7 separate regions of the Mus musculus genome follow, and regions 1, 3, 4, 5, 6 and 7 are each linked to region 2. The links are chromatin loops, found by intact Hi-C in ENCODE. Cell type or tissue: left cerebral cortex. All regions are shown on one strand.

The links. Peaks named below come from ENCODE experiments on the same cell type or tissue, not always from the same donor. Only the 100,000 strongest peaks of a DNase experiment are listed, where the experiment ranks them.
Region 1: it touches region 2 in a loop (5-fold over the local background); 2 of 42 quality-filtered maps call a loop at or near these places.
Region 3: it touches region 2 in a loop (2.2-fold over the local background); 4 of 42 quality-filtered maps call a loop at or near these places.
Region 4: it touches region 2 in a loop (2.6-fold over the local background); 2 of 42 quality-filtered maps call a loop at or near these places.
Region 5: a loop joins it to region 2, with 1.9 times the contacts of the local background. A loop is called at or near these places in 4 of 42 quality-filtered maps.
Region 6: it touches region 2 in a loop (2.3-fold over the local background); 2 of 42 quality-filtered maps call a loop at or near these places.
Region 7: it touches region 2 in a loop (6-fold over the local background); 6 of 42 quality-filtered maps call a loop at or near these places.

What each region holds. Positions count from the first base shown.
Region 1 is chr10:32,867,275-32,871,274 of GRCm38, reverse strand. All of the region lies in intron 1 of Nkain2 (Na+/K+ transporting ATPase interacting 2), which reads left to right. Among named protein-coding and RNA genes, the nearest start is that of Nkain2, 21 kb to the left of the region's middle. In left cerebral cortex, no CTCF peak of the experiment used is centred here; DNase peaks (open chromatin) are centred at 80 and 1,513; H3K27ac peaks cover 1,892 bases.
Region 2 is chr10:33,622,357-33,626,356 of GRCm38, reverse strand. Clvs2 (clavesin 2) reads left to right here and starts at 1,673. Exons shown (of 6, transcript NM_175448.4): 1 at 1,673-2,221; 2 at 3,299-3,813. The coding sequence starts at 3,425. Gm15939 (predicted gene 15939) reads right to left here and starts at 2,111. Exons shown (of 5, transcript NR_152723.1): 1 at 1,451-2,111. In left cerebral cortex, a CTCF peak has its summit at 1,893; DNase peaks (open chromatin) are centred at 1,767, 2,123, 2,569, 3,462 and 1 more place; H3K4me3 peaks cover 2,926 bases; H3K27ac peaks cover 2,741 bases.
Region 3 is chr10:33,711,130-33,715,129 of GRCm38, reverse strand. No RefSeq gene overlaps it. Among named protein-coding and RNA genes, the nearest start is that of Sult3a2, 69 kb to the left of the region's middle. In left cerebral cortex, a CTCF peak has its summit at 2,452 (motif pointing right); a DNase peak (open chromatin) is centred at 1,533.
Region 4 is chr10:33,368,486-33,372,485 of GRCm38, reverse strand. The region is part of intron 21 of Trdn (triadin); the gene reads right to left. Among named protein-coding and RNA genes, the nearest start is that of D830005E20Rik, 110 kb to the right of the region's middle. In left cerebral cortex, a CTCF peak has its summit at 1,765 (motif pointing right); a DNase peak (open chromatin) is centred at 1,789.
Region 5 is chr10:33,701,497-33,705,496 of GRCm38, reverse strand. No RefSeq gene overlaps it. Among named protein-coding and RNA genes, the nearest start is that of Sult3a2, 79 kb to the left of the region's middle. In left cerebral cortex, a CTCF peak has its summit at 1,887 (motif pointing right); a DNase peak (open chromatin) is centred at 1,888; H3K4me3 peaks cover 207 bases; H3K27ac peaks cover 312 bases.
Region 6 is chr10:32,888,972-32,892,971 of GRCm38, reverse strand. Nkain2 (Na+/K+ transporting ATPase interacting 2) reads left to right here and starts at 3,057. Exons shown (of 7, transcript NM_001013411.2): 1 at 3,057-3,329. The coding sequence starts at 3,276. In left cerebral cortex, a CTCF peak has its summit at 1,980 (motif pointing right); DNase peaks (open chromatin) are centred at 2,124, 2,651, 2,914 and 3,207; H3K4me3 peaks cover 2,388 bases; H3K27ac peaks cover 1,876 bases.
Region 7 is chr10:33,537,596-33,541,595 of GRCm38, reverse strand. The region is part of intron 4 of Clvs2 (clavesin 2); the gene reads left to right. Among named protein-coding and RNA genes, the nearest start is that of Gm15939, 85 kb to the left of the region's middle. In left cerebral cortex, no CTCF peak of the experiment used is centred here; DNase peaks (open chromatin) are centred at 275, 1,068 and 2,096; H3K27ac peaks cover 723 bases.

The DNA.
Region 1 (4,000 bases), 760 kb after region 2:
TTGAAGCAAGTGCAAGTTTAGGTAGGCCAGATTGCAATTATCCCCTGTTGGAATGTAGCCAGGACTCCCATTAGTGCATGCTCCTTTCTGAGTAGCCTAATTAAAGAAATTTTGAGAACTAACAAAGTTGGCTGGCTTGCAAAAGTCGGTGCTTGCTAAAATTTATAAGTTACAAGTGCTTAACAATCTGACCTGATTTTTATGATGAGGTCATCTTATTAATTAAAGTTTTCCCATCATCTAATTAGAAAATAGAGTCTAAACAGAGTCTGAAGGGTTTCCAGTCTTACTTGGCAGTTTTAAAAAGTGGAAAAAAGGAAAAAACAGCACCCAATTAGAGCTCTGAAAGCTAGGCCCTAGACATGCTTTCAGAGTCACCCAATACCAGCTGGGTAATTATTCAAGATGCACTTCCAGTAAGGGGACATTATAGAGACACCAGTGAGTTAGCTTTGATGTATAGAAGTCTGTGCTGATCCCCATGGTACTTGCTGAATGGAATGGAGTGCTGGACCACTTAAATATATAGCTTACTCATTGCCTCAGAGGCTATTCCCTGGTTTTCATCTCAAACAGTACTTAGAGAGAAGGAATAGTTTAAGAAGTCCTAAGTGAGTATCCAACACTAGAAAATATCTTGGGAAAAAGCAATGCAGAATATGTTGAGAATTTTCTCAAGTAAGGTTCTGGGTTTAAAATGTGATGTTTAAGTTCTAAATAGCCTGGAGTTCAGTTGGCATCTGCATCTTTATAATCATTTCTGCCTAGAACAAAGGTACAGCCAGACACACAAACAAAGAAAGTGCAGACTAAGCCTCACTCCCAAACCCATTTGAAGGAATAGAGCAGGAGTCATAGGAGAGAAAACACCATATTGCCTGACGATTCAAATTAAAAAAAAAAATCATTGATATTTTGCCCCAGCAACACTGCTCAAGATTTACTTGTGGCATTGATATAGTATTTAATTAATAATATTGTATGTCAGTCAACCACATGTTTCTAAGTCATTGAACAAATTGACAGTGAAAGGAATAGAGGAATATATAAAGTAAAGACTGCTCACCTGACAGAGAATGCCACACATGAAATGTTTATACAGCTCATGTATGTTTACATGTGTTTCATTGTTTTTCTTATTATCATTGAGAAATAAGTCCTTGATGAATCATGGCTCCCTCATATTGGCCTTAACAATTTAGGGTAAACATCTGTTTTTCAGTTTGTAAGATGTAAGCAGATGTGTAAGGCCATTTGTTGATGGGACTAATGTCCATGTAAGATGCTGTTCAAATGGATAGTGCAGAGGGAATCATAGTTCCCTAATTTGATTGTGCTGGGTCTGAAATGCATTTATTTTTTATCTGGGACTTGACTTTTTGTCACATTTAGAGAAAGAGAAATTGTGGAGCTCTGCAGCTGCAGACAACAGAATCTTTAGACAGGCTTGGAATGTTACCAAACCAGCCCAGCACCAGTGGAAGTCTCCGTGAATGGAGGCTTCTGTTATGTGACAGAAGGTGGTTATTTTTCCTTGCACTATAAGAGTGCTCTATCTTTTGTATCTATTGTGGGTGTGTGGGTGTGGCAGACAGGGTAGACAGCTGGAACAAGGGGTCAGGCTTTAGGAAGATTGAGGGAGCTATCAAAAACACTGTTTCTTTTTAAGATCTCTTCTTTGCATAAGGATATTAAAATGACTGTGGTTTAATCTAATGTATGTTTTATGTGTTTGGATGGAAGTATCTCTAAAGAGTAGTAGGGATTAAGAACATATAGTAAGACACATGTGAAGTTAGAGATTTTTGGATTTCTGGATGTTGTTTTAAAAAGCTTTCTGACTGGAGTCACATTTTGAAATCCTGGTTTAACATTATATGTCACATCGTACAAGTTGTTGGGTTAAACTAGGTTGATAATACTTAGAAAAGAAAAAAAAAACCTGGTACAGGAGAGAAAATAGTTAATGCATCAAACGTGCTAATCTTGCCTTGTGGAGAGTTTTTAAATCTGAAAAGCATTTCAAAATTTTACAGTAAGTGACATATAATTAGGATAATTTCTTTATTCTGTACTGACAAGCTCACAGCAAAAAATTGGGGAAAAGTATTCATAAAACATAGGAACAATTCAAATGGAAGGGACTAAAGTCAAGGGGGATAGCCAGTAAGCAACCATAAAAAGTACCATGTTAATGAGAACCCAGCATAATAGTTACAACAAAATGATGATTAATAAAAGAAAACAATAATTGCTGTTAGGAAAGTATCTGTTTCTATACCCAGAGATCCGGCTGCACTGTGGATATTGGTTTTATCATTAGCATAAAGCATTGCCTGACAGTATTTTATAAAACACTGTATTCCATCACCTTCTGATTGGTTAAAAAAAAAGGCTGTACAGCCTATAGCTGGGCAGGAGAGGAAAAGGTGCAACTTATGAGCCAAGAGAGAGGGAGAGGGTCTCAAGGGGCTCCTGGGGAGTTGGCATCAGGACACAAAAGAAGGAGATGCCAGGAGAGACTAAAATGGCAGATAACAGGCCATATGGCTTGGTGAAGGCCAGGGATGGATTTTTGGGTCAGAATATGCCCAGCTACAATGTCTGAACCCTTTAAAATAAATATAAAGATCACTATAACATTATTTAAACCAAGGATGGGCATAACAAAGCCTGTAGTTTTAGAACTTTCTTTCCAAATCAGTTAACACAGACACAATGTGTCTCCTTTTATACCCCAACTCAAGAGTGAATCAGTTAACACAGACAAAATGTGTCTCCTTTTATACCCCAACTCAAGAGTGAGGAAAGGGATATCTTGGCTTCCATCAGTTCTAACGTTATGAAAAGAAGATTACTTGATGACACATGATGACAGTGAGGCAGTTTGATACAAAAGATAGGAGTGGCAGACCCTGGCTCACCAAGAAAGAAGGAAAAGTGACATTGCTGCATGCTTCAAAGTAGCTAGAGATCACTTAGTTAAGGAGGGTGATTGGGAGCTTGTTTTGAATTCTTTTGCACTTGAAGTGGCAATAGCAATGTAAAGGCAATGTGAAGACAATGTAAAGGCAATGCAAAGGTAATGAATATCAGCAGTCTTCCCAATCTGTTGGTTGCCATTTTGTCCTTTACCTTCCAGAAGCTTTGCAATTTTATTAGTCCCATTTGTTGATTCTTGATCTCAGAGCATAAACGATTGATGTTCTGTTCAGAAAAATTTCCCCTGTGCCCATGTGTTCAAGGCTCTTCCCTACTCTTTCCTCTATTAGCTACAGTGTATCGGGTTTTATGTGGAAACCCTTGATTCACTTGTACTTGAGTTCTATTCAAAGACATAAGAATGGGTCAATTTGCATTCTTCTACATGCTGGCCCCCACATGAGCCAGCAATATTTTTTGAAAATGCTGTCTTTTTTCCACTGGATGGTTTTAGTGCCTTTGTTAAAGATCAGTCTTCAATTCTACCATTGATCACCTGCCTTTCTCTGTACAAATAACATGCAGTTTTTACCATTTCTGCTCTGTAATACAGTTTGAGAATTGCTCTTTCTAATTCTATGAAGAATTGAGTTGGAATTTTGATGGGTATTTGCAATGAATTTGTAAATTGCTCTCAGCAAGATGTCCAGTTTTACTCTATGGACCTTGAATTCCTGTTCTTTTCAAGACTGTTAGAGGGCTAATATCTAATATATACAAATAACTCAAGAGGGTAGACTCCATAGAATCAAATAACCCTATTAAAAATGGGGTACAGAGCTAAACAAAAATTCTCAACAATGGAATACCAAATGGCCAAGATGCACCTAAAGAAAAGATCAACATCCTTAGTCATCAGGGAAATGCAAATCAAAACAACTCTGAGATTCCACCTCACACCAGTCAGGACAACTAAGATGAAAAACTCAGGTGACAACAGATGCTGGTGAGGATGTGGAGAAAGAGGAACACTCCTTTACTGTTGGTGGGATTGCAATCTGGTACAACCACTCTAAAA
Region 2 (4,000 bases):
AATTTCCATCTCTTCATCATTATCCCCTAAAGAATCAAAATGACAAATTTTACACAGTATTTGCATTGAGTTAATTATCACAAGTAATATAGAGATGTTTTAAGCACATGGAAGATGTGTGTAGAATATATACAAATTCTGTAGCATTCTATATGTGTAAACCTGTGAGAGTTTGTTATCCACAAGACCTAGGAATCAGTTCCCCATAGTTCCCAAGAGATGTAAAGTGTATATGTAAAATATATACCACAGACACATACACACACCAGATATATTCATAAGCACACACATACCTATTTATATGAATAATTTTCAGCGCTTGCATTTAAACTTTAACCAATATGTGTATGACTTATTCCCCTTTTCTGGTTCTTAAATTATTTCACAATAATTTATTTGACAAATGATGTAGTACGCCATATCACACTCCTTTATTTTATTTTATTTTTTATCAGTACCATACTCAAGAAAACAAAACTAATGTTGTACAATTTGAAAGTCTAACAGTCTTTAAAGTCGGCAACTTCAGGGGCACCTCCTGTTCACAGAATGTAGAACACTGACCTGTAAATCTCCAACCCAAATATGACTCAATTATTATGAACACATGCTGTGCCCCTAGATTGGGCAGATCTTCTGCTACACTACCATCTTCCCCATCTATGAGACCCGTTAGAACTTGTGGTTTCTCCAGGCCAGGTGCTTCTGTTCTGCTTTTCTTCTTCTTCCTCCTCCTTTGTGTCCTCTCCCTCTTCCATTTTCTCCTTCTTCTCCCTCTCTTCACCTTCTGCTACCCCTTGCCTTACATCTACCCAATCATCAGCTCTCCTTTGTTTTACAAATTAAAGTGGGAAGCAGGTTTACAGGAAATCACCTGAGTGCTGACTCATTCCTTGTTCACAACCACTCACAGGAGAACAGAATTAACATCAAATATAATTAGCTCCAGGTCTATCTATAACACTGACCTACACTGGAGTTCAGTAAAGAGTCGCTGCATTGGGGTAACTTAAACTCAGGACCCTTTCTTACAGTTTGAGTAATGCGCACTGTGCTTTGAAAATTAAAAACATTTTTTTTAAAAATAGATTTCCAGGCATCACAGGCCCAAGGGTTCTTTTTGTTTATTATAATCCCAGTATAAAGATGCATTACAAGGAAAGAGCATATCTCTAGAAGTAACTGGAAATACAGTTTATTAGGAGTCAAGTGTCCTCTTTCCCTGCTCCCACCCAACCCCCTGTCCTATGACAATGTTGTTATTCTTGTTGATATTGTTGATTTTTGCCTGGATGTTGTTTTCATCCTCTTCAAAGGGAATTTAATAGGAATAGTTTACTATTTCTTAAAATTAAATATCTCTGAGTACAACAAAAGCAGAAAATACAATACGTTTCTCTACTCCTACTCAATCAAAATTACCCACAAGAACCAGAAAAGGTTTCTCAACCTTAATTAAGTTGCAAAATCAAGGGCTACTCTACCCCGCACTCCCGGGTCTTGCACACAAAGCGAGGAGGAGCATGGGGATGCTGTGAGGCCATAGCTGTTCCACTAGATCAGTTATAGCTGGACCTGGCTGGGACCTGGAGACCAGAGCAGGCTGAACTTGGGGCTTGGGATATTTGAATGTGTCCCAAAATTCGTTCCTACCCCTACGAGGCAGAGGCAGAGAGAGGAGCGGAGAGCATGTGTGAGCGCTTACAACGCTAGGAGCTCTCTTCTGGGATAATCAAGAGTTGGGATGAGCCGGATCCTCTTTTAGCAGCAGCGGGCTCAGGAGTGGCTGCGGAAGCCCCAGGGGCGCGCGGGACCCAGTGGCTCTGGGGGCAGTGGAACAGCCCCTGCGGGCCGCGCCGTGCTACCGCTTAGGCGTACAAAGGTAAAGGCGGCCGCAGCCCTAGTGGACTTGCACCGTCCCGGCGTTCCCATCCCTTCTCTTCCTCTCTCGAAGGCAAAAAAGGCTGGCCGGGCAGCGAGGTCCTAGCTCTGCGGGTCCCCACCCTTCCTGCTGACAGGCTGGCTGTCCTTGGATGAGGTCGTCGAGGCTGCTCCCTGGTGAATCCTCAGGCGGGTCTCAGCCACCATCTCTCTCCACTGCTCCATCCCTCTGAGAGGAGTAGATGCTGCTGCTGCCCCCACCCCCGCCACCACCTCCGCCAGGGCTGATGGATGCTGGGGAGTGCCGCATTGCTTAGTGACTCTGCCTCGCGGTTTGCTGGTAGGAACTGACTGCTCTTTCTTCTTTCTGGCTTTGGGGTGGGGGTGGGGGGTATAGGGAAAATAGAGACATTTTTATTTCATGTTCCACAACTCCCTGCACCCACCCTGGTTTTTACATCTTTGCTCCCAAAAAGGTTTCCTCCTGTCCTTATCATTATCCTCCACTTCCTTGGCAAGTCCCCTGAAATAAAGGGAGAGACTAGGCAGAAGTTGGGGGCTGGGTGGGGAGGGTGAGCCCACGCCTCTGTCAAAGGTACCCAATACCCAGCTGGAGCCTTATGAAATTACTGTGTGTGGAAGAGGTGCACGATTTGATTTGCAGTCTCCCCTAATTGGATCGTAATAACCTAAAGTAAAAACCACACAACGACATCCTATAAAAATAGCACCTTTGAATAAGCAGAGAGAAATGAGCTTCTTTCCCTTCCTCTTTCTCTCTCTTTCTGCCAAAGACGCTCCCTCCCCGCCTTGGATCTCACAGCTGAAGAGCCAGCCACCTTATTATTAATCAGAATTCTCATCTTTATCTGTGGCAGGCACATCCTTTATCAGGGACCGCAGCAGATTTACAGTGCTGGGGCTGAGATGTCCATGGGGGTTGTTTTCTTTACATCTTGCAAGGCAAGAGAAGACAGAACCAAGACTAATGCTAGTTGGAACTAGTGTTTCTTTCCTCTTCTCTCCTCTCCATCTCCTCTCCCCTCCCCTCCCCTCCCCTCCCCTCCCCTCCCCTCCCCTCTCCTCCCCTCTCCTCTCCTCTCCTTCCTTTTCCTTTCCCCTTCCTTCCTTCCTTCCTTCCTTCCTTCCTTCCTTCCTTCCTTCCTTCTTTCCTTCTCTCTCTCTCTCTCTCTCTCTCTCTCTCTCTCTCTCTCTCTCTCTTTCTTTCTTTCTTCCTCTTTTAATTCAGAGTGGTAAAGGACCAGGGCCTGTCCAAAGGCTCATTTCAAATGGGAAGCATTGTTTTTTAAGGGGCATTAGGGGAAGACATTTAAATACTCTCCAGAAAAGCTATGGGGAAAAACAGGAGCAACAGGGTACTTGGCTTAAAACAGAAGAGGAACCATTTCTTGTACAGGAAAGGAAGCAGACAGCAGTGAGGAGAACCGGAGGCCAGAGTGTGGTGTGGAGGTGACAAGTACCAGGTATATTGTTGGACACACAAAGAGAGAATCAGAGTAGACAGCTTGGATACAAGGGGACAATGACTCATTTGCAAGCTGGCCTCTCTCCTGAGACTTTGGAAAAAGCTCGCCTGGAACTCAATGAGAACCCAGACACTCTGCACCAGGACATCCAAGAAGTAAGGGACATGGTCATCACTAGGCCGGACATTGGCTTTCTGCGCACAGATGACGCTTTCATCTTACGCTTCTTGAGGGCCAGGAAATTTCATCACTTCGAAGCTTTTCGCCTCTTGGCCCAGTACTTTGAGTACCGGCAGCAGAACCTGGATATGTTCAAAAGCTTCAAGGCCACTGACCCTGGCATCAAGCAGGCACTGAAGGATGGCTTTCCTGGGGGCCTGGCCAATCTGGACCATTATGGGAGGAAGATTTTAGTCCTTTTTGCTGCCAACTGGGATCAGAGCAGGTAAATCCTGAATCCCAAAGTTTACTTATGATCTTTTGACACTTCTGGGTTTGTTTGTTTGTTTGTTTGTTTGTTTATTTATTTATTTATTATGATTTACTCTTAGGAGTTTCGTAGTGTTGTAATTTCAATACTTTTGTTTACTTGCTGGGAGCAGGGAAGGGGGCAGAGGGAAAATGCAACTCAT
Region 3 (4,000 bases), 89 kb before region 2:
ATTCCAGTATTCCAAGGGCAGAGAGAGCAGGCACTCCACCACCTTGAGCTGACGTTTAGTGTCCTGGAACATTGTCACTGGATCTCGATTGGGCACAGTATGGGCAACTATTGTAGGGTCAAAGACTTAAGTTAGATTGGCAATATCCATCTTAGTGTTTGGATTCTGAGACACTCTCTGTAGGTGGATGATGAGGAAGGCTAGTGTGTCCCTGTTGGCCTGGGGCAGCTCACTGACAGCCTCAGCAAAGTGGACATATCCATGTCATCTGCAGCCTCCTGAAGGACTTCCTTCGCAACCTTAAAGAACCCCTTCTGACCTTTTGGCTGAGCAGAGCCTTCATGGAGGCAGCAGAGATAACAGATGAAGACAACAGCACATCCGCTATGTATCAGGCTGTCAGTAGGCCAGAGTTTTTAAACTACAAGGTTAAAATGTAAACATCAGATAACAAAGTGTGAGCCACTCATCAAAATTTCAATTCTATGTAAGCCTTTTTTCTTGGTGAGCAGTTTTATTTCATGTTTAATCTACTGAGAAAGGTTCTTGAGATGTTCTAATGTAGACAGAGTGAGTCCTGTGGTCTGGAAATGGGCAGTCTTCACACAGTTTTTCTTTTTAAAATTTTTTTTGAGACAAGGTATTGTTAGGTATCTCAGGATGGCTGGCCACAACCTTGAGGGCTTCTTGCCTCAGCTTCAGTGGTGTAGCCTGGTCTACAAGTAGTGGCCCACTCCACAGTGTCCTCATATCTTTACCATGGAGAATTCCCTTGTTCCCTGAAGGCAGAGCCTGGCCTTACTAACTCGGTAGGCCCCAGTATGCACATCACAGGGCCTGGTACATAGCACATAACTGTGTCTGAAGGATTGTACCCATGGAGAATGCAGAACACATGGTGAGAAACTCAGAAAAACCTTGATTTTCACTTTTGACAAATTAGAAGATGATTATGTTTTATGAAATGATACAATCATTGATTTTTCAATAGCAAGCTTTTAAAATAGTATTCAATTGGGAAAAGGCAATTTTTCACATACCTTCAGGAGCACAGAACAAAATAAGGGAACCCTGAATAAAAACATACAAAGAGCTTCAGCTTCAGCAGTGGAGCCTAAGTGGGAGCATATTTTAAGTGAAACTGTACAATATGTTATATCTGGAAAAAATGTGTTTTAAAACAGACACTACAGAAAAGAGATTTAATCGTGAATTCCTGAGTATTCTGCTATGTGCTAGTAAAAAAAAGAGTGTTTCTTTTAATGTTCATGTGTATTGCTATATTAGACTGGAGTATAACTGTTTTTATGAAGAAAACAATACTGTTTCCATCAATAGAGGTGATGTTCTAAATGCAAACAGAAAGAACTTATTCACATGTTATTTCCTTTCATTGGCTACAGTCTATTCCTTACTTTTACGTATTTTCATATGCACATTTTAAATAAAAGTGTACAATGGGCTATAGCTGAAAGAAAAGTGTTTTAAAACAGACACTACCGAATACAGAGTTAATCGTGATTGCCTGAGTGTTCTATTCTGTTACAGTTATATCAAGGGATGTGCTATTTTTAAAAAACATGCAAATTAATTTCTTTGCTCTTCAGTTTCCTTATTTGTCACACAGTGACTAGAATATATTTTTAGAAAGTGTGAGGAAATGATACATTTTATAAAGCACTTAAGATTTCTCCCTACCAGGCATTGTCATAAATAAAGTCATAAATAAAGTGTGGGCTTTAGTTGTAGACTTTCTTTTGCTGGCTCTACCACTTGTTGACTATATTTGCTACAGAGCAAATTATTTAACCTTTATGAGGTTCTGTTACTTCATTGATAAAATGGGGTTGCTAACTACCACAAATATTGTTTTGAGATTCAATATTATATTTAAAATCCTTACCACATAATTAGCATCTGGCAAATGATAGCCATTTAATAAGTCAAGCTAGGGAAAAGTATAATGTATTGACCTTATGAAATCCAAAACATCAATGAGATTTAAGTCAAAGTCTTTAGCTGTAGTTATCAATGACCCACAGTAAATGATAAGTATAATAATTCTAAAATGAGAGCCAGAGTCACAGTATTTGCCTAAACTAGTGAGTTTTTAAAAATGTTTTAATATTCTGAAATTTTAGAGCTATATTGGAGGCCTGGGAGGTACAAGGGAAGGCAGCAGTAGAGGAGCTGTTTTAGGGGTGTATGTATAAGGGCCTTTATATTTTTTTGATGAGAAAGAACTCTTTTTTGTTGTTATGTTTTAAGACATCTGTGTATCTCTGGTGGTCCTGAAACTTGCTCTGTAGACCAAGCTGGTCTTGAACTCAGAGAAGAGATTTTCCTGCCTCTGCTTCATGAGTGCTGGGACTAAAGGCATGTGTTACCACTGCCTTCAAAAAAGAACTCTTTTTTTTTAATTTCTTTATTATTATATCTAAGTACACTGTAGCTGTCTTCAGATGCACCAGCAGAGGGCGACAGATCTCATTACGGATGGTTGTGAGACACCATATGGTTGCTGAGATTTGAACTCAGGACCTTCGGAAGATCAGTCGGTGCTCTTAACCACTGAGCCATCTCTCCAGCCCCAAGAAAGAACTCTTAATATGAAAGTAAAAATTGATTAGATTATTCAGCAAATGATGGTGTCATGCCTTTGAAATGCAAGTGCTATGTCATTGAGCCATATCATGTCTCCATGCAAGTTTCTTAAATTTATATAAGCACACATATAAAAATATATTATAAATCTATAAAATAATAAATAAATATATATAAAATATTCACACATGAAGATGGTGTGGGGAAGAGAGACACTATGATTCAGACAGCCCCAGATGGCTTTGCACTGATCTTCTTGTCTGCCTACTAAGTGCCACAATTACAGGTGTTTACCACCATGCCCCTTTTATGTGGTGCTAGGGATCAAACACGGCATTGGGCATGCTAGGAAGGCACCCTACACTTTTAGTTCAAGTATAGTTTAAGATTGGATTTGTTTATAAGTCAGTTATATTCATTAAGTTTTCAACTAAAACCATTTAATGAAGTTTCATACATAAAATTAGAATGGTAGCTGGAAGCATTGAAATGCTTTAAGTGAGGGCTTAATGGGCTATCTTAGAAGGAACAATGAAGATTTTGTTGCTGTGAGTGATCTGAACTGTGTTGACCTGGCCCAAGGGGTTTCAGTGTAGAATAATTTCATTATGTGGCCTAGAGACTATTTTGTAGTATTTTGGTGGAAGATGTGCCTGATTTTTGCCCTTGTCTGAAGAGTCTGCCCGAGTACAAGGTGAAGAGACAAAGGAAGTCTCAGAAATACCCATCATAGACTTTGTTCTCTGATTAAGTCTCATGAAGAGCATTTTAAATAAGCATAGCAAACTGAGAAAGGGAAAATATAAAATATATGGTTCAAACATTGAAGGGGCACCACGAAGTGAGATAGAGCCGAATCCTGTGTTCAAGGATATTAAACTGAATTAAGGGAGTTAGTGGTCTTGGGGCAAGATCCCACCTGGCTATATTTAGCTCCAGGCATGGCAGTATAAGCCTTTAATCGAAGGAGGCAAAGATAAGTTGATCTCTGAGTTTAAGACCAGCCTAGAATATGTTCTAGATGAAGAAAAACTTAAACCCAAGCTTGGTGAACCACATCTTCAATCCCAGTGTTTAGGAGGTAGGCATACTGATCTCAGAGTTCAAAGTCAGTCTACAGAGCAAGTTCCATGACAGATAAGTTTAGACAGTGAAGGATTTAGAAAACAGAAAGATGGTGATAACAAGGGGGCCATGTTCCAGCCCCAGGAAGCAGCAGAACTCAGCAGTTTTGGTCGTTTGGCTCTGGCTTTATAGTGAAGAGGAGAAGCAGACTACGGAGACAATTGATGTTGGTTAGTTGGAGCAAATAAATCAGTGGTGATTAAGAAGAGACCAGCATCATTGAGGTGAAATCTTCTGGGATGTTTTCTGAGAGCACAAAGAAGCTGTGTTC
Region 4 (4,000 bases), 250 kb after region 2:
CAGATGAATTTGCAAATTGCCACAACTCTGTGAAGAATTGAGTTAGAGTTTTTATGGGGATTGCATTGAATCTATAGATTGCTTTCAGCAAGATTTTTACTATAATTAATCCTGCCAATCTATGAGTATGGGAGATTTTTCAGTCTTCTGAGATCTTCAATTTCTTTCTTCAGGTTTGAAGTTCTTATCATACAGATACTTTACTTCTTTAGTTAAAGTCACACCGTTTTAAAGGGTGTTATTTCCCTAATACTATTCTCAACAATAAAAGAATTTGTGATAGAATCACCATCCCCAAACTCAAGTTGTACTACAGAGAAATTGTGATTAAAAACTGCATGGTAGTGGTACAGTGACAGACAGGTAGATCAATGGAATAGAATTGAAGACCCAGAAATGAACCCACACACCTATGGTCACTTGATCTTTGACAAAGGAGCTAAAACCATTCAATGGAAAAAAAAGACAGCATTTTCAACAAATGGTGCTGGCTCAACTGTTGGTTACCCCGAAGAAGAATGTGAATTGAGCATTCTTATCTCCTTGTACAAAGCTCAAGTGTAAGTGGATCAAGGAACTCCACATAAAACCAGGGACACTGAAACTTATAGAGGAAATAGTGGGGAAGAGACTCAAGGATATTGCTACAGGGGAGAAATTCCAGATCAGAACAGCAATGGCTTATGCCGTAAGATCAAGAATCGTCAAATGGGACCTCATAAAATTGCAAGGCTTCTGTAAGGCAAAGGACACTGTCTATAGGAGAAAACACTAAATAACAGATTGGGAAAAGATCTTTACCAATCCTAAATCCGATAGGGGGCTGATATCCAATATATATAAAGAACTCAAGAAGTTTGACTCCAGAAAACCAAATAACCCTATTAAAAATGTGGTACAGAGCTAAACAAAGAATTCTAAACTGAGGAACACCGAGTGGCTGAGAAGCATGTAAAAAATGTTCAATATCCTTAATCATCAGGGAAATGCAAATCAAAACAACCCTGAGATTCTACCTCACACCAGTCAGAATAGCTAAGATCAAAAACTCAGATGACAACAGATGTTGGTGAGGATGTGGAGAAAGAGAAACACTCCTCCACTGCTGGTGGGATTGCAAGCTGGTACAAACTCTCTAAAAATCAGTTTGGCAGTTCCTCAGAAAATTGGACATAGTTCTACTGGAAGATATGGTAACTCCTGGGCATATACCTAGAAGATATTCCAACTTGTAATAAGGACACATGCTCCACTATGTCCATAGCAGCTTTATTTATAATAGCCAGAAGCTGGAAAGAACCCAGATGCCCCTCAACAGAGGAATGGATACAAAAAATGTGGTACATTTACACAATGGAGTACTACTCAGTTATTAAAAACAATTAATTCATGAAATTCTTAGACAAATGGATGGATCTGGAGGATATCATCCTGAGTGAGGTAACCCAATCACAAAAGAATACACATGATATGTACTCACTGATAAGCAGATATTAGCCCAGAAGCTCAGAATCCTTCTTAGAATGGGAAGCAAAGTATCCTTGGAAGGAGTTACAGAGACAAAGTTCATAGTATAGACTGAAGGTATGAACATCCACTAGCTGCCCCACCTGGAGATCCATCCTATAAACAACCACCAAACCCAGACACACTATTGCAGAGGCCAACAAGAGCTTGATAACAGGAGCCTGATATAGCTGTCTCCTAATAGGCTCTGCCAGTGCTTGACTAATACAGAATTGGATGGTCACAGTCATCCACTAGATGGAGCACAGGGTTCTCAATGAAGGAGCTAGAGTAAGTACCCAAGGAGCTGAAGGGGTTTGCAGCCCCAGAGGAGAAACAACAATATGAAATATCCAGTAACCCCAGAGCTCCGTGGAACTAAACCACCAATCAACGAAAACACATGGAGGAACTCTTGTCTCTAGCTGCATATGCAGTAGAGGATAACCTTATTGGTCATCAGTGGGAGGCAAGGCCTTTGGTACTGTGAAGGCTCTATGCCCCAGTATAGGGGAATGCCTGGGCCAGGAAGCAGGAGTGGGTGGGTTGGGGAGTAGGGGGAGTGGGGAGAGAATAGGGAATTTTTGGAGGGGAAACTAGGAAAGGGGATAACATTTGAAATCTAAAGAAAGAAAATAATTTTTTAAATATTCACTAAGAAAAAAATAAAATATTGTTTTAAAAAATATGTAATTTCCTTTAGTGTGATAAAGTAGAAGAGTTGAAAATTTCAGATGTCTTCTAAACATTGATTCTAGAAGATTATGCTAGTGATCTACAAATTTATACAAAGGTAAGTCATATAAGCTAAAGGCAAAAATATGGTGTATGGAAATTTATTTCTTTTTGTTATACTTAAGTCTTTAGTAGCAAACCAATATGTACATAAAAGAATTAAGAGAATATGTTAAAAAAATCAAAGATTTACCTTTGCCTAACCAATCAACTTTATAGGGCAGTCATTGTGCCATATTTTCTGTTCAAAGAATATAAGCAATATATGGGTTCAATTTATTGGCATGAAAGAAATAGATTTTTCATAGAAAAGAAAACATAAGAAGCAGTTGGATACTGCTCTTGAGACCATAAAGTAGCATTTATTTGCTGTTCTTTATGGTAAAGCCTACAGTCGATTTCTTCAGCCTTCCATACCACTCACTGTATAAAGGCAAAGAATATGCAAGGCTAAATTTTCTATGTGCACCTGAATCCTTTAATCTTCAGTTATCGATGTGAAATACTCAATACTTATGTGCCAAACTTTACCAATGGTTATCAAAATGATATTTGAGGGAAAATAGATATTTGTGGTGAAAAATGAAAACGAAACCTTCACCTGTGATGCACCTGATCCTGACCCTGAGGTTTGGGGGTAGACAATGATCAAAATCACTTACCTTTTTGCATTGATTAATTTTTTTAAAGTGTATTATCTAATGTCAAGGGAAATGTAAAATATTTTGTCATTAACTTAGGAGGTCACATGAAATTTCGCATCGTATTTATAATTAGATTCGACCTTGCAATAAGAAATGATTCATATTTGTAATCTTTAGTTTTCACATTTGGTCAAAGTGTAAGATTGATAAATGGTACAGGGACACACAATTAATACAGAATGTTTATAGCTTTTAGAACTGAAAACACTGAAATATTTTATCAAGAAACTGCTTTAGTGAACCACTGATGGAACAGAATGAAGGCAATGTACGACTGATGCTTTATTCATAATTGTGTTTCTTGCCCTGATAAACAATGTATCTAGTGCCATCTACTAACTATCTCCTCTCATATTTTTGTTACTGAGGTTCCTGGATGTACATAATAGTGCTTCACATAGTTAAGACAAGGCAAATGACCTAGAAAAATCTGATAAGTATAGAAATATCTTTTTGTTTTGAAAGAAATGAGTATCATTATCATAATCTCTAAACCTAATCATTGACTCAGGTGGGCAATTACCTGGGGGAAAATTGTCTTCAGTGTTGGGTAGTGATAATACCAATAAAAAAGTCACATACATCAAACATTGCATGACAGATAGTGTCACTTTGTGAGAAACAAACTCCTTTGAGTGATGTGCTATTCTGTGACATATGGAATTTAGACCTGATTATTTATTAAAGGAGTAATGAAGTAGAAAGGAGAAAAAGTGAGAGAGCAAGAACTGGAAAGGAATTTCTTACAAATCATGTCATTGTAAAAGTATCAAATAAGTATTAAATAAGTATAAGAGGTAAAATGTTTATATGAGCAGAGAAAATGATAAAATGCTAAGTATTCACAGTGGGTGGGTAGGGGATTGGGGGGTGGGTATGGGGGACCTTTGGGATAGCATTGAAAATGTAAACGAGGAAAATACCTAATTAAAAAAAAAGAAGTCATAAAAAATTGCTAAGTATTCTATCAACATACTTAAAAATATGATTAAAAAGTCATGATGGACTTATTTTCATGCGTTTCTGGGGTTGTTTGTAAGCCAGCTTCTCTCTTG
Region 5 (4,000 bases), 79 kb before region 2:
AGTACCAGGATTTCAGTAACAAATGTATAGGATGCTTAGTTTCTAACAACACATCTTACTACTTAGCTTCTGAAGAGAAAACTTATAATTTTGGGTCTTATAGCATTGTGGTATCTAAGCTCAAGAAATTCAGGGCTGAAGAATAGACCCAGGCAGATCCAGGCACAGCCAGTAGCTAAGAATGTCCGGCCATAAAAGATAAAAAAGAGAGTGCAGGAACTAGCCAGGGCTATCAGGACCAAATGGCCATCTGGCAGGATGGCGCCTCCCGGGTGGCACCTCCCTATAGCCCACCATAAATCATACACTGACCAGGTGTCCTGCTGACCTCGAGAAGTCCAAGCCCTTGTGCCTCCCTACACCTTAACTAGCACGTACTGCCCTGTTAATTTGTAATCACCTCGCCGACATTTAAATAAGCCAATCATGTGTAACCACGCAAATTCCTTCGGCTCCCTCCCTTTTTGGTTTGTGGTTTTTGCTTTTATAAGCCTGTAAGAAGTTTGGGCCGGGGTCGAACTCCCCTGCCCACTGTGCGGTGCATGAGTTTCGACCCCAGCATGCTGGCTTGAGCTCTCCTTTGTTGTTTGTGTGTGTGTGTGCCATTAAAAGCCTCGTGTTATTACAACGAGTAAGGTCTAAGTGTCCTACAGGGTGCGCGCCTCCCCGAAGAGGGACTCCCCACAGGCATCTTTCACTTCCAAGTATTCAAACTTACATGGGTTCAAGCCAGACAAAATTCCAGCACTCAGAGGTAAACACAAAGTCCCACCTCACACAAAGAGGATCCTTGTAGTTGATGCTTACTGGGAGAGAGGGGGTCATTTTTCTCCAGTTGAACGGCACTTGGTGTATCAGCCACACTTAGGGCTGCCATAGAGAATGACCAGTGCACCGGGCAGTGGTGACACATGCTTTTAACCCCAGCACTTGGGAGGCAGAGGTGGGCAGATTTCTGAGTTTGAGGCCAGCCTGTTCTACAGAGTGAGTTCCAGGACAGCCAGGGCTATACAGAGAAACCCTGTCTCGAAAACCCCCCATCCAGATACTGCCCCACTTGGATCCAACCCATAAACAAGTATCAAACCCAGACACTAGGCAGATGCCAACAAAAGCCTGCTGACAGGAGCCTGATATAGCTGACTTCTGAGGGCCTGTGCCACTGCCTGGCAAATACGGAAGTGGATGCTCACAATTATCCATTGGACAGAGTACAAAGTCCCCAATGAAGGAGCTGAGAAAGTACCCAAGGAGCTGAAGGGGTCTGAAGCCCCATAGGAGGAACATCAATATGAAGTAACCAGTACTCCCAGAGCTCCTTGGCACTAAACTAACAATCAAAGAAAACACATGGTGGAACTTCTGGTTCTAGCTGTATATGTAGTAGAGGGATGGCCTAGTTGGTCATTAATGGGAAGAGAGGCCCTAGGTCCTGTGAAGGTTCTATATCCCAGTATAGGAGAATGCCAGGACTGGGAATGGGAGTGGGTGGGTTAGGGGAATAGTGGAGGGGAGGGGATAGGGGATTTTTGGAGGGAAAACTAGGAAAGGGGATTACATTTGAAATGTAAATAAAGAAAATAATAAAAAAATTTAAAAAGAAAGAGTTCAATTATCACTTAATTATACATCAAAGACCTCTCATCTCCATGTAACTTTGAGGTATTGGGAATTGATTGACCGAGAACATTTAAATTGGGTCAGAAGCATGGGCAAAACATCTTCTTTTAATATAATTGTTGCTCCTTAAATACTTGTAATCTGGTCACTTTATAAACTTAAGAAAAGGAAGATTATAACCTTAGCCACCCTGTTCCCTCTGGAATTTGGAGTGTGTATGCAGTCATATGTGAAAATGTAAGAGCAAGTAGTAGTCACAAGAGTGTCCAGCAGAGGGCACTCTGAGGATGAGATGACAACACACTGGGAAAAATATCATGAGTTATGTAAAAGGTTTGTAAAATTGTTATCGTCGTCTAAACAGAATTATCTAGGTAAGAGCTGGATGATAATTGATAGACATTTTACTAGCATATCAGACAGTGCTAGGAGCCAAGTATGAAGGTCCTTGCATTCACAGATCTCCAGAACAAAATAAGAATGTTAAGCACACAGGATTGTCTTTCCAATGGGAAAGATGTAAACAAACAAACAAACAATAAGTGTATATGAATAAGGAGTTCGATTTATGGAGCTGGCATGAGTTAGAGTGAAACCATGATTTCTGAGGGTGTAGGACTTGAAGTCTTGGAGTTTCTCAAGGGCTTCTCTGGTCTCAGCCTTGGAAGAAACCATTGATTTGAATAATTTACCATCTATGCTTTCAAGATGGAGTTTATGAATAGTCTTGATTTACTGTAAGGATTTTTAAATGGACTCAAAAGCACAACAAAGTCTCCTCCATAACCCAACTCCAACAACAGCTAATATTTAACTGTTTCCAAAAATTGCACTGACTGTATTTGAAGGTAAATCACAGACATGGTATTATTTGACATGCAAATAATTTTATTTACACGAAGCACTTTCTAAGAGTTGAAAATTCTGATATGAAAGGAGATCTTCAGTGTGAACCCTGCGGAGGGTGCCAAGGTCCCCAGAGGACTCTCCACGCTGCAGGCGCCCTACCACACCCAGGACCTCAGGATTACTGGTGAGTGGAACGCAACATCAGTTCCAAAGAATTTCAGAGGGTCTTGTGCCAGTAGGAACAGGGATAAAGGAATCCCGCCTGACCAGAGGCTGGAATTCTTTACAGTTGGGGCCAGCCCCGTGCCATCTTCAGTGCAAACCTGGCAGAGGGTGCCAAGGTCTTCAGAGGACTCTCCATGCTGCTGGCTCCCTAGCACACCCAGGACCTTGGGATCACTGGGGAGCACTTAGGCAGCAGAAGCAACAAAGCTTCTTGGACAGGGTCCCTTTGGGCTTTCATCCTCAGCCAGGAGGCAGAGCTGAGACCCAGGCCCCCAGGCACTTTCCTTGCCAGAGGAGAGTTGGCCTACAGGGAGGGCTCTGACCCCAGTACTCAGGAAATGGACCAGAGCTCCAGACTTCTGAACACCTTCTCTGCAAGAGGAGAGCTTGCCTGCAGAGAGTGCTCTGACCACTGGGACTAAGGTGAGAGTTGGACTCTCAGCAGTGCTGACAGAGGCTAAGAGAATCATAGAGGGAAAAGCTCCAGCCAGAGACAGGTAGAACATTTAACACCAGAGATTACCAGATGGTGAAAGGCAAACGTAAGAATATTACTAACAGAAACCAAGACCAATGGGCATCGTCATAACCCAATATGCCCACCACAGTGAGTTTTGGCTACCCCAACACACCTGAAAAGCAAGACTCAGATTTAAAATCATATCTCATGATGGTGGTAGATGATTTTAAGAAGGGCATTAATAATTCACTTAAAAAATACAGGAGAACACAGCTAAAGAGGTAGAAGTCCTTAAAGAATTAAAGGAAAACACTGCTAAGCAGGTAGAAGTCCTTAAAGAGGAAACACAAAAATCCCTTAAAGAATTACAGGAAAACACAACCAAACAAGTAATGGAATTGAACAAAACCATCCAAGATCTAAAACTGGAAGTAGAAACAATGAAGAAAAGCCAAAGGGGCACAACTCTGGAGATAGAAATCCTAGGAAAGAAATCAGGAACCATAAATTCGAGCATCAGCAACAGAATACAAGAGATGGAACAGAGAATCTCAGGTGCAGAAGATTCCATAGAAAACATGGACACAACAATCAAGGAAAATGCAAAATGCAAAAAGATCCTAACTCAAAACATCCAGGAAATTTAGGACACAATGAGAAAACCAAACCTAAGGATAATAGGAGTAGATGAAAATGAAAATTTTCAACTTAAAGGGCCAGGAAATACCTTCAACAAAATTATAGAAGAGAACTTCCTTAACCTAAAGAAACAGACACCCATGAACATACAAGAAGCCTAAAGAACTCCAAATAGATGGAACTAGAAAAGGAATTCCTCCTGACACA
Region 6 (4,000 bases), 730 kb after region 2:
AAAAGAAACATTGTATGGAAACAGGCAGAAAGACTTATGATTACTTTAATTTTATTTACTATCAATATTTTAATATGCTCCTTATCCACATTTGTTCAAGTTATCTAATCAGTTAAATGTTATTTTAGTGACTGTAAGGATAATTGTTACTGGTCTATTTGTTAAATGCAATAAAGACTGTGTAAACTTGTAGTGAAACTGCTCAGAGGAGATACACACCCAGGCATGAGAATTTTGTCATAGCTGAGTATGGAGTCACCTCTAACTGGCTTAGATGCTGTGTGCTCAGGACAGACAGTGAGTTGTCCTGAAAGAAAATGAAGTGGGTGTGAATAAACCTTGAAAAGCACTTTAAAGCCATTTGTCAAGGTGAGTCCAGATGGAGGTATGCAGATGTGTAGACATTTCCCCCACAGAATCAAGGTAATTAACAATAGTTATGTCATCAGACAAGTCAAGGAAAGCCCTTAGCACCTCATAGCTAAACACTTTATGACCTTCTTTCTAAGTGAAAATGCAATCGACTTTCCAATTTCAGACATCTCTTTTCTCTACACACTTCTATGGAACAGCTAGGACTCTCAGCTGTGATTAATGTTCCTTCCAGGAAGGTGTTTAGTTCCAGGGACAAAAGGAAAAGCAACAAGAAAGGTACAGCCACCTCAAGGAATGGGATTGCATCTGTAACTAGGGCACCTTTGCAGAAGCCCGGCATTAGCTATGTTGTGTATAAAGGACGTGATAGGAATTTACTTCACAAAGAAGTAAATACTTAAACACCCTCTAAACATGTTTAGTATCACTTCTGGGTGAAACTAGAAGATGGCTGAGAAACTCATTAAAATATCAATGATGGTGTATTGCACAGTGATTTGGGACACCAATTTTTATTTACAGAAGATGAGCATTCCAACTTGACTGTTCTGTCTGAGAACATGCATCTCTTTTATAGAGATACTTCTCCTGCCTAATATTTTAGTTTCTTTTACTTGGGAATTGGCATTGTATCACTTCCCAGGTTTCCTGTAATGAATGAGACAATGTGATGTAGATTCATCAAGTAGATACTAGTTGCATACAATACTGAATTACCATCAATTACATTTGTCGTTGCTACTATACCAGTAAAATATCTACCATAAAAGCCCTTGAGGAATATTTTATTTGATTGGGTTTCCCTTAAGGCAGATACCAGATACAAGATTACATCACAATTGCTTTATTTGAAAGTTGTCCCAGGAAGTCATGGGGACTGGAGCAGAGAGATGAGATGAAATGAAATGGTTACTATTGTAGAGAATCAGGACTGAATGCTGGTGGAGACCCCATGGCATGGACTAATCTGTTTTTGGCATTTCCAATATGTGCGTTGAAAAGGCTGAGGTCATCATCCCCCACCTCTCCTCCGTTGCCCGATAAAGATGGGTTTCAAGGAAATCATTTTATTTCTTAGCCAAGAGCCTCCTCTGCTTAGGAAACAATTCAGTGTGCCCACAAAAAGAGAGGAATGCCATGTGTTGAAAGGTCATAGTTCAGTGATTAAGAATGAGGAAGAAATAGTGACTACAGATAGAATTACGTTTTACGGTACAGTCTAAATGATTCTCAAGCTGATGCTGATGGAAGGGAGACTAGGTCCTCAGTGTGGGTAAAGTTACCATACACAAATGTCGTTTTTCAAGGAGGCTTAAGTCCTACTTGTCTCACGAACCTTGTTGGTTAGCTTTTTTTCTTTTTTTCCGGTTTTACATCTCTAACGATGGTATTTTTTAGCTCCATGAACAGTTCTTTTCACTCACAGCACTTTATTCCAATGGCTTTACTATCCAGTGGATCTCAACAGTACACCCTCTCTCTGTAGCCAGATTAGGAATGCTTTCAGTAGCTGTTGGGACTGTAAATGAAATGCCCTCTTCTGAACACCAAGGTCTAAATGACCATCACTTGCTCCAGCATGTTTTTCCCTTCAGCTTTTTACCCGTAGGTGGCAGCAACAGGCTCCAGAGTGCGTGTCCGCAGGTAACTGCTGCTGTCAAACCTGGAGTATGACCAAGCAAGGACACATAACCAACCGGATGGTGCATGAGGTCTGGTAGATAAGTGCTCAAATTTCATCGGCTCCTTCCATTGTTAAGAAAGCAGTCTGAAGCACCAAAACCAAACTCCTACATTTCCTCTGGCTCCCTACATTTTGCAACTTCAAGAGGCAATTCCGTTCGGTCCTTGTAGCAGGCTAATCTTTGAAACTCTGGAATCTCTGTCCCTTGCTGTCCTTGCCTCGTGCCAAGCACAGGACTGTTGGTTGGCCGCCACCGTGTCCACTTCTCTCCCTCCGCTCTTTGCTGTAAGTGCATGCAGGTTTTCCAGTGGGGAAGAATGCCTTAGCGGCACCCCAGTTGATATCTCACCATCCCTTTTCATAACCGTACTTTCACACACACACACACACACACACACACACACACACACACACACACACACACACACCACAGCTTGCACGTGTAATGCTTCTGGCAGGGTTGCCTCAGCAAGACCGATACCAACAAAGCAAGGCATCGCCAAGCAAGCAAGCAAGCAAGCACGCAAGCAAGCAAGCAAGCCAGCCAGCCATGCCACCGGGACTCCTCCGACCCGATCCCTCGCGTTGTTCCCGCAGTCAACGCCCCCGCAGCTCCCAGGCACCGCGACACCACGCCCGCAACGGCCAGGGCTGCTGCCCGCCACGACCTCTGAGAAGTTGTTGATTGGGAGGGGATCCGCTCATCTAGGCAAGGGGAAGGGCGCCGCAGGGCGTCCGCGCGGCCCCCGCAGCCGCCCCGCCCCTGGGCCCCGCACGCGGAGCGCAGAACAGAGGCGCCCGGCGCGCATCTCAGCCGCCCCGGGAGCCCGCGCACCCGTGCGTGGGGAGGGAGTGCGGGGCGGGCGAGCGCTCGTCGGGCGTGGGCCGCAACTTGGCGGGCCAGATGCCCCAGGGCTCGGCGGCGCTGTCTGCCTGCCGCTGCTGCCCCTGCGGGGCCCGGGCGCGTCTCCTTGGGCGGCGCTGCCCGCGGCGCTGGGAGTGCAGTGAACGAGTAAAGGTATGTGTGGCGGGCGCGGCTGGGGCAGCCGCCGCCGCGCAGGACACTGTCACTTCCCTGGACATTGGCAGCGGCATCTGGGAGCCCTAGAGCCCTGGGCAGGTTCTCCTGTCCTTCCCCACGATCTGATTGGATAAACTGGGGCCTCGACGGTGGCCGACGTGGGACAGCCTGGCTGTGGCAGGGGTCTCGGAAACCATGGGTTATTGCAGTGGCAGGTGCACGCTTATCTTTATCTGTGGCATGCAACTGGTAAGTGACGCTTGGGTTCTCTTATTCTCTTATGTACCATTGAGAGAGTGGGCAGGGAGTGTAGTAAGAGATCTGCCATTGAGCAGGACGGAAGGGAAAAGAAGAGATAAAAGATGCCACATATTACCTGTATTTAAAATGATTTTAGGGGTGCAGCAGAAGTGAGCCTTTCTGCCTTTCCCCGTTTCTGTCCCTCTAAGGACAGTTTTGCAGGTGCAGGTTAAACTTGTTATCTTTAATTTCTTTAAGGGAGTGGAGATGTTGCTCTCCTTTTATGCTTGGCATTCTTGCTAATGTGAACAGGATGGTTGTCATATATATTTTACTATATATGCGTGTAAGTTGAAAAGCAGATTTTCAGGCTTTTATATACTTGTTTTGAAGTATTTATTTATCGTCGCTTGATATTTTCTTAGAATATATTGTCTTATAATTTTCTTAAAAACTCCTTGTTTAGGTCAGATGTGTTCTAGCAGCATTCTGAACTAAAAAGCCACAGTGAGTTCTAAAAGTATGTAGATCAGAGAGAGATACTTAAACTCTGCAACACCATTGCCCCAGAGTGGACCTTTAAAACATAAGAGCTACAAAAATTCCAAGAAGAAATAATATCTTGTCTTCCATAATGTACAATATTGCCACTGAAATTGATGCTATTGTTTGATCTCACA
Region 7 (4,000 bases), 85 kb after region 2:
GTTTTTCTTTTTCTTTTTTTTCTTTTTTTCTTTTTTTTTTTGATTTTTTTTTTTTTTTTTGAGACAGGGTTTCTCTGTGTAGCCCTGGCTGTCCTGGAGCTCACTCTGTAGACCAAGGCTAGCCCAGAACTCAGAAATTCGCCTGCCTCTGCCTCCCAAGTGCTGGGATTAAAGGCGTGTGCCACCACGCCCGGTTCACTAGATCTTATGTAGTTTAGGCCAGCATTGCAAGTGCTTGGGTGTTCAACCAGTGTCACTGTTACATGATATAACATGATCTTAATCTCTTAAATGCATTGCTAGCATGGGGCTTGGACATTTTCATGTAAAATGAAGAAAGATTAAATTCTGTTAATTTTTACTTATATAATGAATATGTATAGCAAAGGTATTTCATTCTTAATGGCATTAAAAGGAATACCTTGTCATAATATTACTCAAGCACATTACACAGCTGATGTTACAAACACATGTTCTGAAAATCTGCTGAAAGACAACCTAAGGAGTGTTGGTAATATTTTTCCATAGATTCAGGTGTGCAAGAGACTATAGTATGATTTCATTTTCTCAAAATAAGATAAATGTGAACATGACCAAAAGGTGAGGATTTCTGTGCTTGCTATTGTGAAGCCTGTTCTCATAATTTCATCAGTGCCTGGAATTTTCATATGAAACTCCCCATCCATCACATCCATATATTCAATGATATGTTAGTTCCTGGAGTTAAGGTCATTTCTTATTTTGCCCCTCACCACCAACCAAATAAATCCATTGTTGCTGATTCTGGAAAGCAGAGGCTAAGCTTCAATTCATTACCCCATTGCAGCCTTGGGTGAGCCTCCTCTTGAGTATACCATCTTCTCCCCCCGCCCCCCAGTCACATGGTATAGTTTCTTTAATGTCATAAGTGGCGCAGATAAATGAAAAAATTCGTAGATTTTGGAGTGATTCTTGGTGTTGTGAAGTGGAATAGTTAGTCTTTGTGAGGTTTATATTTTCTCTGTTCTAGGGGTAAGGCAGAACACATGGGCACAGATGCTTGTGGGTGGATCTCAGCTGGCGCCCTATTTCCTCAGTGAGAGTGGAATCAATGCCAGTGCTGAAAGTGATGTGGAGGGAGGAGGTGACAGTGACAGTGTTCCAGAATGTACTGCTCTAGAGATTGTTTTTAACCACAGCACCTTCATGACTTGATAGAAGATTATGATGTGGTATAATATATATGATTATTTCAAAATTATATAGATGATACAGTAAAGTATTTAGAAGCATATTTTCTAGGAAAGGTATTTCTGGTTAAAGAATATTGTTGTGATATATATATATATATAATGTATATATATATATGTATATATATATATATACATGATATATATATACACATACATACACACACACACACACATATATATATATATTTCAGTAAGAAGGCATTATGTTTCCAATTAACCAATTTACCATGGGGAAGATGGCATCTTCCACCACTATAGTAATGGTGGAAATTTGTTCTGTACACTTTGGCCAATGTTTGCATTATATCTATTTGTAATCTTCCATAATTGTAAAACATAATAGTGTACTGATGAATATTTCTTCTATTTCTGTTTACCTAATGATATGCATACATTTTTCTTTATATTAACTTCTGTGCATTCTAAAGGTACAGACAATAAAGATGAATGTGGTTAGCCTGTTCATCTTGACTCAAAAGTGTGAATTAAGTTACTTCTAAATTATACTCTTAAAATAAATGTTAAAGAAATTTGTGTATGATACCAATGATACTTTTTTCTTTTTTTTTTTTTTACGTATTTTCCTCAATTACATTTCCAATGCTATCCCAAAAGTCCCCACCCCTACTCCCCTACCCACCCATTCCCATTTTTGGGCCCTGGTGTTTCCCTGTACTGGGGCATATAAAGTTTGACTATCCAATGGGCCTCTCTTTCCAGTGATAGCTAACTAGGCCATCTTTTGATACATATGCAGCTAGAGACAAGAGCTCCGGGGTACTGGTTGGTTCATAATGTTGCACCTACAGGATTGCAGATCTCTTTAGTTCCTTGGATACTTTCTCTAGCTCCTTCATTGGGGGCCCTGTGATCCATCCCATAGTTGACTGTGAGCATCCACTTCTGTGTTTGTTAGGCCCCGGCCTAGTCTCACAAGAGACAGCTATATCATGGTCCTTGCATCAAACGCTTGCTAGTGTATGCAATGGTATCATCGTTTGGAGGCTAATTATGGGATGGATCCCTGGATATGGCAGTCTCTAGATGGTCCATCCTTTTGTCTCAGCTCCAAACTTTGTCTCTGTAACTCCTTCCATGGGTGTTTTGTTCCCAATCTAAGAAGGGGCAAAGTGTCCACACTTTGGTCTTCATTCTTCTTTAATTTCATGTGTTTTGCAAATTGTACCTTCTATCTCGCTATACTAAGTTTCTGGGCTAATATCCACTTATCAGTGAGTACATATCATTTGAGTTCTTTTGTGATCGTGTTACCTCACTCAGGATGATGCCCTCCAGGTATCATCCATTTGCCAAGGAATTTCATAAATTCATTCATTTAATAGCTGAGTAGTACTCCATTGTGTAAATGTACCACAATTTTTGTATTCCTTCCTCTGTTGAGGGGCATCTGGGTTCTTTCCAGCTTCTGGCTATTATAAATAAGGCTGCTATGAACATAGTGGAGCATGTGTCCTCCTTACCAGTTGGGACATCTTCTGGATATATGCCCAGGAGAGGTATTGTGGGATCGTCCGGTAGTACTATGTCCAATTTTCTGAGGAACCGCCAGAATGATTTCCAGAGTGGTTGTACAAACTTGCAATCCCACCAACAATGGAGGAGTGTTCCTCTTTCTCCACATCCTCGCCAGCATCTGCTGTCACCTGAATTTTTGATCTTAGTCATTCTGACTAGTGTGAGATGGAATCTCTGGGTTGTTTTGATTTGCATTTCTCTGATGATTAAGGATGATGAACATTTTTTCAGGTGCTTCTCAGCCATTCGGTATTCCTCGGGTGAGAAATCTTTGTTTAGCTCTGAGCCCCATCTTTTAAGGGGGTTATTTGATTTTCTGGAGTCCACCTTCTTGAGTTCTTTATATATATTGGATATTAGTCCCCTATCTGATTTAAGATAGGTAAAGATCCTTTCCAAATCTGTTGGTGGCCTTTTTGTCTTATTGACGATGTCTTTTGACTTGCAGAAGCTTTGCAGTTTCATGAGGTCCCATTTGTCAATCCTCAATCTTACAGCACAAGCCATTGCTGTTCTATTCAGGAATTTTTCCCCTGTGCCCATATCTTCGAGGCTTTTCCCCACTTTCTCCTCTATAAGTTTCAGTGTCTCTGGTTATATGTGGAGTTCCTTGGTCCACTTAGATTTGAGCTTAGTACAAGGAGATAAGAATGGATCAATTCACATTCTTCTACATGATAACCTCCAGTTGTGCCAGCACCATTTTTTAAAAAATGCTGTCTTTCTTCCATTGGATGGTTTTAGCTCCCTTGTCAAAGATCAAGTGACCATAAGTGTATGGGTTCCTTTCTGGGTCTTCACTTCTATTCCATTGGTCTACTTGTCTGTCACTATACAAGTACCATGCAGTTTTTATCACAATTGCTCTGTAGTAAAGCTTTAGGTCAGGCATCGTGATTCCACCAGGTACTTTTATCCTTGAGAAGAGTTTTTGCTATCCTAGGTTTTTTGTTATTCCAGATGAATTTGCAGATTGCTCTTTCTAATTCGTTGAAGAATTGAGTTGGAATTTTGATGGGGATTTCATTGAATCTGTAGATTGCTTTTGGCAAGATAGCCATTTTTACAATGTTGATCCTGCCAATCCAGAAGCATGGGAGATCTTTCCATCTTCTGAGATCTTCTTTAATTTCTTTCTTCAGAGACTTGAAGTTCTTACCATACAGATCTTTCACTTCCTTAGTTAGAGTCATGCCAAGATATTTTATACTATTTGTGACTATTGAGAAGGG